2 separate regions of the Homo sapiens genome follow, and region 1 is linked to region 2. Evidence: chromatin loops called from intact Hi-C (ENCODE). Cell type or tissue: prostate gland. All regions are shown on one strand. Links, peaks and the distances in the headings refer to the core of each region. The heading gives the core; the rest is flanking DNA. Region 1 overlaps LINC00922 (long intergenic non-protein coding RNA 922). Region 2 holds the start of CDH11 (cadherin 11).

Region 1 (2,908 bases), core at 172-2,671, 180 kb after region 2:
GTGGAATAGAGCACAGAGGATTCGTAGTGCAATGAAACTATTCTGTATGATACTATTATATATAGTACTACATGATAATACATGTCACTGTAGATCTGTTCAAAGCCATAGAATGTACCCCACCAAGAGTGTGCTATGGACTTTGGGTGATAATAATGTGTTAATATAGGTTCATCAATTGTAAAAAAAAAAAAAAAAAAAAAAAATGCCATTGTGGTGCAGGATGTCAATAGTGGGGGAGGTTGTGCATTTGTGGGGGACAAGAGTAGTATAAGAACTCCATATACTTTTCACTCAATTTTGCTGTGAACCTAAAACTGGTCTATAAAAATAACATTTGCTAATTCAAAAAGGAAAATATAGTATTAAAAACTGAGTGCTCTCCAGAAAACGGACATAGCAAATACCAAAAAGTTAAAATAACAGCAATTAAAATAAAAATAACAACTAAGTGGTTAAACATTTACTCTGCACCCTGTCTCATTAACTCTTTATATGCATTATCTCATCTAATTCTTGCATCAGCCTGATGAGGTGTGTACTAGTATTTTCTTAAACTTGCAGATAAAGAAACTGAGTCACCAAGAGGGTAAGTCACTCCTGCCAGATGCACGTTATAGGTAGTAGAGTCAGGGTTGGCATTTAGTTCCTCTACCTTGCGCTTCGTCCCAAGACACATGCTAATGTCACATTTGTTTTCCAGATCTTGGTTAGAATGCTGATACATAAAAGTGGCCAGGACTATAAAATACAGAAGAACACTTGGAGTCTTAGATGGAAGAGGGGGGCTTCCTCCACCTCTGCAATACTGACATTTTAGACCTCATATTTCTTTATTGTGGGAAGCAGTCCTGTACATTCAGAATGTTTTGCAGCAGTTCCACTTCTACCTACTGTACGCCAATAGCACCTCCACCTTTAATGTGACAACCAAAAATGTCTCCAGACATAATGATTTTCCCCTGGGGGGCAAAATCCCCCCAGTGGAGAACCATTGCTTTACTACATGCCATCACTCCAGGTCTTGATATCAATCACAGAACCAGGCTTAATGTTTCTGTAACTACCAAATACCTAGGCCTTGCTTCACTGTGTTTTTGTCAATCTGACCTTTTCTAGCTGCCAACGATCTCTGTCCCAGCTCCATCAACAATAAAATGTAGATAATACTTTGCAGAAGTAATGTGAATTTTAAAGCACGACCTTCCTCATAGATGACAATGTCAAATAATATTTACTAAAAGACCAAGAGTATAATGATACTCAACAAATGCTGTTTATCTTTACTTTGCCCATCTCACCTAAAATGCTACAGTAAACAAAACTGAGCCCCCTCTTCTCCCCTAGTGAAATAACCTAATCACCCACAGACACTCTGAAAGAATGGATGTATTTTTTAAAAATGTCAATTCCTGAATTTGATGATTTTGCCAGTATACATTAAGTAGACATTTGGAAACATCTGAATAAAGAATGACGCTCCTTAGTTTTTAATCCATATGACTGTGCCTCTCAGACACAACCTAAAAATGACTTTCGTTAACTATGAAAGCTTCAATGGGCTATATGTGGACTGAGTCCATCCTTTCTTTTGTTTAAAACAGACCATGGTGTCATAGATTTATGTAACAATGTCTTAGAATCTGATGTGGATTAGAATTTATTTTACATTTCTGCCATAGAATTTCATTTTAATTGAAAAAGGAGATTTCTTTCTCTGTGTGTGTGTGTGTGTCTGTGTCTGTGCATCTGTGTATATACATATATGATGTCGGTATTTACTTTGTGTTTATATGTGTAAGTGTATGTTCATATATACTTTCATGTCTATACATATTTATGTACTTCTATGCATCAAGAGGAAAATTATATTGCTGACATAAAGCTATCTGTATCAGATGAAGATGGAAAAAGAAAGTTTAACATATTGGCCAATCTGCATAGAGAGCGCATACACAATTGCAGCCCATCTTGGGAGGCAAAAGCAGTACTTTCTTGCTTCTAATGGCTTGATAATAGCCATTATCCGCAACAATGTAAATGAAAAGAAAATAAAAAGAGGCATTTTTATGCACTGCCCATTAAGAGCAGCATGCATATAAACTCATGAACTTGGAAAATAAATAAACGGACTGGTTGCTAAGCAAAAGCTTGATTTCATTTCCAGTCCTATCGATGGGCATTTTGTCATTAAAAAGATAAAGCTGTTTAAGCTGTCCCAAGGGAAAGACTTAAAGTGGGATAAAAAAGAATCCAGTGGAGTATGCAGACCTGAGCCAATTTTAAATAATTGCCATTCCACCCTGAAGCCAGAGATTGTGTTAAGACGTGGCCCAGCAGCCACTGGGAGCAGGGCCTTCCTACAGGAGGTGCCACATACCCAATTTGTCACACCATGGAGCCCTATGGGAACAACCCCAAGGCAAAGATAGAGGAGTCCTTGCCTTCACTATGTGATAAAATGATGCTTAAAGACCTGTATATCTTCCTTGCTGGTTTGTCATGTGGCCTCATATATCTTTGGAATAGTGTCTGTGAATCATGGAATGAAACTCAAGAGGTCGTTTGGTCCAGCTGCTTGTCCTAACCTCTCTAAATCAATTTAGCTCCATAAGTCCCATTTGTATCAATCCACTAAAAGGTACTAACTTTATTTCTGGGTGCATTAACTCAGTAAATGACTTAATATATATGGAGTGCATAATAGTGCCTGTGCATAATAGACAGTCAATATATGACCATTTCTGCTGTTCCTTATATTTAACATTTTTTTAAAGTCTGCTGATGTAAGAAACTTGATTGCCTTTGAAATTAGACATAGCTACATTCCAATTATGACTGTGTGTTCTTGAGTGAGGACTTGGCATCTATGAGCCTTAGTTCCTTAATTTATAACACAGGGATGAGA
Region 2 (2,853 bases), core at 1-2,500:
CCAAGACATTCTCTTCCTGAGAAAATCCTGCCCCCCATTCCAAGAAGCCCCAACCAGGCGAGAGGAAGGGACTGGCGGCGCACCTCACCTGGGGCCCTTGAGGGTGGACGCAACCTCCGAGCCGCCAGTCCCTGGCGCAGGGCAAGCGCTGCGGTGTCAGTCCCGGCCCCAGTCCCGGTCCCATTCACAAGTCAGCGGCGGCTGCGAGCGGCCCCCGCGGCATCTGCTCCTCGGCCCGCGACGCTCCCCTCAGCTGGCGGCGGCCGCGGAATGAGCCGCCGAGCGCGCTAGTGGCAGGAATGAGAAACCGGGGGGAGGTGGCGGGCGGGCAGGCGGGTGCGGGGCGGGGGGGGCGGGAGGAGGGAGGCTGCCGCTGTGAGGGAAGGAAAGGGCGGGGGCTGAGAGAAGCCGAGGCTGCGAGAGGCAGCGAGATGGGCCTCGCAGAGGCTGCGGGGGCCGACCCCGTCCGCGCCCCTCCCCCCAGGGGCCCAGAGATGCTAACCCCTGGATTCGTGGCCGCCCCTCCCGCCCCGTGGCGCGGCGCTCCGACTCCCTCAGGGCTCAGATGGAGTCTGGAGCGACTGAAGTTGGGCTCCAGGGACGCACAGCCAATCAGGGAGGGCGGCGGAGGGAAGCTGGAGAGGGGTTGGGAGCCCCCATTTTCCTCCTTCCCCCAAATCCGCTCCAGCTGGCCAGGCTGGGCTCTCGCCTGGCGGGCCGGGATGGTGGTTGGGGGAAGGTATCGTCCAAGTGAGGGAAGCAATTGGGAATTCGGGAGCGCGTTCTATTCTTTCTCACTCCACCACCCCACCTTCCAAAAATCCCTCAACGTTGGCGGCTCCTGCCCAGCCCCCACCCCTCTCAATCTCCCATCCCTTGCAAACTCTTCTGGTGGCTCTGGTGGTGAAGTCGGGCGGGGAGGGAGACTTAGGACTTGGGAAGAGCCCAGTCTCCGTTCTCTCTCAGCTCTCCTCTCGTCTAGTGCCCCCCACGCAACGCCTCGGAGAGGGGTGCGCGGGGAGCGCTTCGCCGGGGTCGGCCTCGCTCCAGCTTTTGGGAGGGTGCCTTGGCCCCTACCCCAGCCAGGTATCAGTGGCCCCCGCCGGTAGTGTCACTTGTTGCCACTCCCTCGCTACAGACCCGCCAGGGCCCGGTGGAGTGTGCGTTTCTACGGGAGAAAGGGCCTAATGGGGCGCAGCGCCGGAGTCCTAGCTCCTTCCTCCGCTGTTCCCCTCACTGACGACTCGCTACCGTGAGGGTTCCCCGGGCCTGCTTCCTGCCCTCCCTCCCCGAGTCGCCGGGAGAAAGGGCTGGCAGGGCCGGGGCTTAGGAATCACGCCAAGGACTGGGCGGGGCGCTCGCGGTACCGGGAACGGCGTGGGGATCCGCACACCCAGCAGGGAACAACCATGCCTGTGTGGGGACCCCTGGCTTGAACAAGTTTGCAGGGTGGGAGGTGGAGGCAAGAGAGGAGGCGGAGGAAGGTGGAGACGCCAGTGGGTGAAGGCTAAAAAGGAACCGCCTAGGGGGACGGGGATGAGGCTGGGAAAGGAGAAGAGATGGACCCGCGAAAAAGACGGGGAAGGAGGCTGCGGAGGGAAAGCTGGGCGCCACAGCCAAGCAGTTTGAAAGGGCTAGAGGGGAGGAGACGGGCCCAGGAGTTAACGGAAAAAGAGGCCGAAAACGGAAGAGAAAGCTTGGGATCCTGAGCGCATGGGGAAGGAACCCCAGTGCGGGGCTAAGGCAAGAGCGGCCGAGCCCTGCCCTCCAGCTCCTGGTCACCAGCCCGCGGGTCCCGAGCGCCCGCAGCCGCCCGGGTTTCCACACGGCTTGGGGAGACGCCCGCGGGGGCGGGTGCCGGCGAGGCTGCCCCGGGACCTACCCTCTTCGGCCTGCGCGCCCGCGTTTTTCTTGACGACTCCAGGATCCGGGTGGCGCTGCGTGCCTGCCCCCAGTCCGCGTCCTGCGCGGAGAGGATGCCTCTGTCACCCTCTGTGTGGACGTGGCCTTTGAACTCCTCATTCCTCCACTGCGGGGGAAGAGCTGTAAGTTTCCAGCTGCCCGGTTATCTTACTCCTCAGCCTTCCCCCCACCATAGGTGTCCAAGGTGATAGCCCCCTGGGTCTCCAGTAACCCCCCAACCTCGCACCACACTCTGCGCAAGGGACGCGCGAGGACATTGACTCCCGGTGCTTTCCTGTAGAGCGCCAGAGAGCAGATCGTGGTGCCTGCCACTCCTGCCTCCCCCTGTGGGTCCCTGGCCCTGAACCTTTTCAGAGCTCTACCCTGCTTCCTCTGTCTGCCTTTTTGGCCTCTGCTGTAACCCCTAAAACTTTGGGTACTTCCCAAGCCACCGCCGAAAGTCCCCACTCTAATGAGGCATGGTGATGGTAATAGGATGATCTGGTGGCGTCATTTCAGCTTATAAATGAAGTTACTTACACAGGAGAGGATGGACAAGGGGTCCGGCTTTCCCTCAGAGGTACTCGAGTTTTGCTCTTGTTTGGCTACAAACTATTGCCTGGATTTTCTCAACCCTTCCACGTGGTCCTAGAGGGAGTGTGAAGTCACGATCAATCTGATCATACATATATTATACAAAGATGCCCGGGATCTGTAATGATTAGGACATCTCTTGATCCATGAAGCAAGTTTCATAAACTCCCTTTTGGAAGCGTGTCCAAAGATGAACCTGGCCACATGTCAGCTGACATTAGCTGGACTTTGACCTCTCCTCTCTGTTCAGCATTTATCGAATCACAACAGTTGTTTTTATAGACCATCCCTTTAGTAATGGGTGCATCAGCCGATTTTAAAAAGTAAGTTAAAAACTGCTTGATAAGTTTCCACTGA

What was found. A loop is a pair of places that touch in the nucleus more often than their neighbours do. Peaks named below come from ENCODE experiments on the same cell type or tissue, not always from the same donor. Only the 100,000 strongest peaks of a DNase experiment are listed, where the experiment ranks them.
Region 1: it touches region 2 in a loop (2.4-fold over the local background); 13 of 110 quality-filtered maps call a loop at or near these places.

Annotation. Positions count from the first base shown.
Region 1 is chr16:65,303,477-65,306,384 of GRCh38, forward strand. All of the region lies in intron 9 of LINC00922 (long intergenic non-protein coding RNA 922), which reads right to left. All of the region lies in intron 2 of LOC124903780 (a long non-coding RNA gene), which reads left to right. Among named protein-coding and RNA genes, the nearest start is that of LINC02126, 130 kb to the left of the region's middle. In prostate gland, for the core only: no CTCF peak of the experiment used is centred there; no DNase peak of the experiment used is centred there.
Region 2 is chr16:65,121,792-65,124,644 of GRCh38, forward strand. CDH11 (cadherin 11) reads right to left here and starts at 272. Exons shown (of 13, transcript NM_001797.4): 1 at 89-272. In prostate gland, for the core only: no CTCF peak of the experiment used is centred there; DNase peaks (open chromatin) are centred at 390, 500 and 1,220; H3K4me3 peaks cover 2,414 bases; H3K27ac peaks cover 2,361 bases.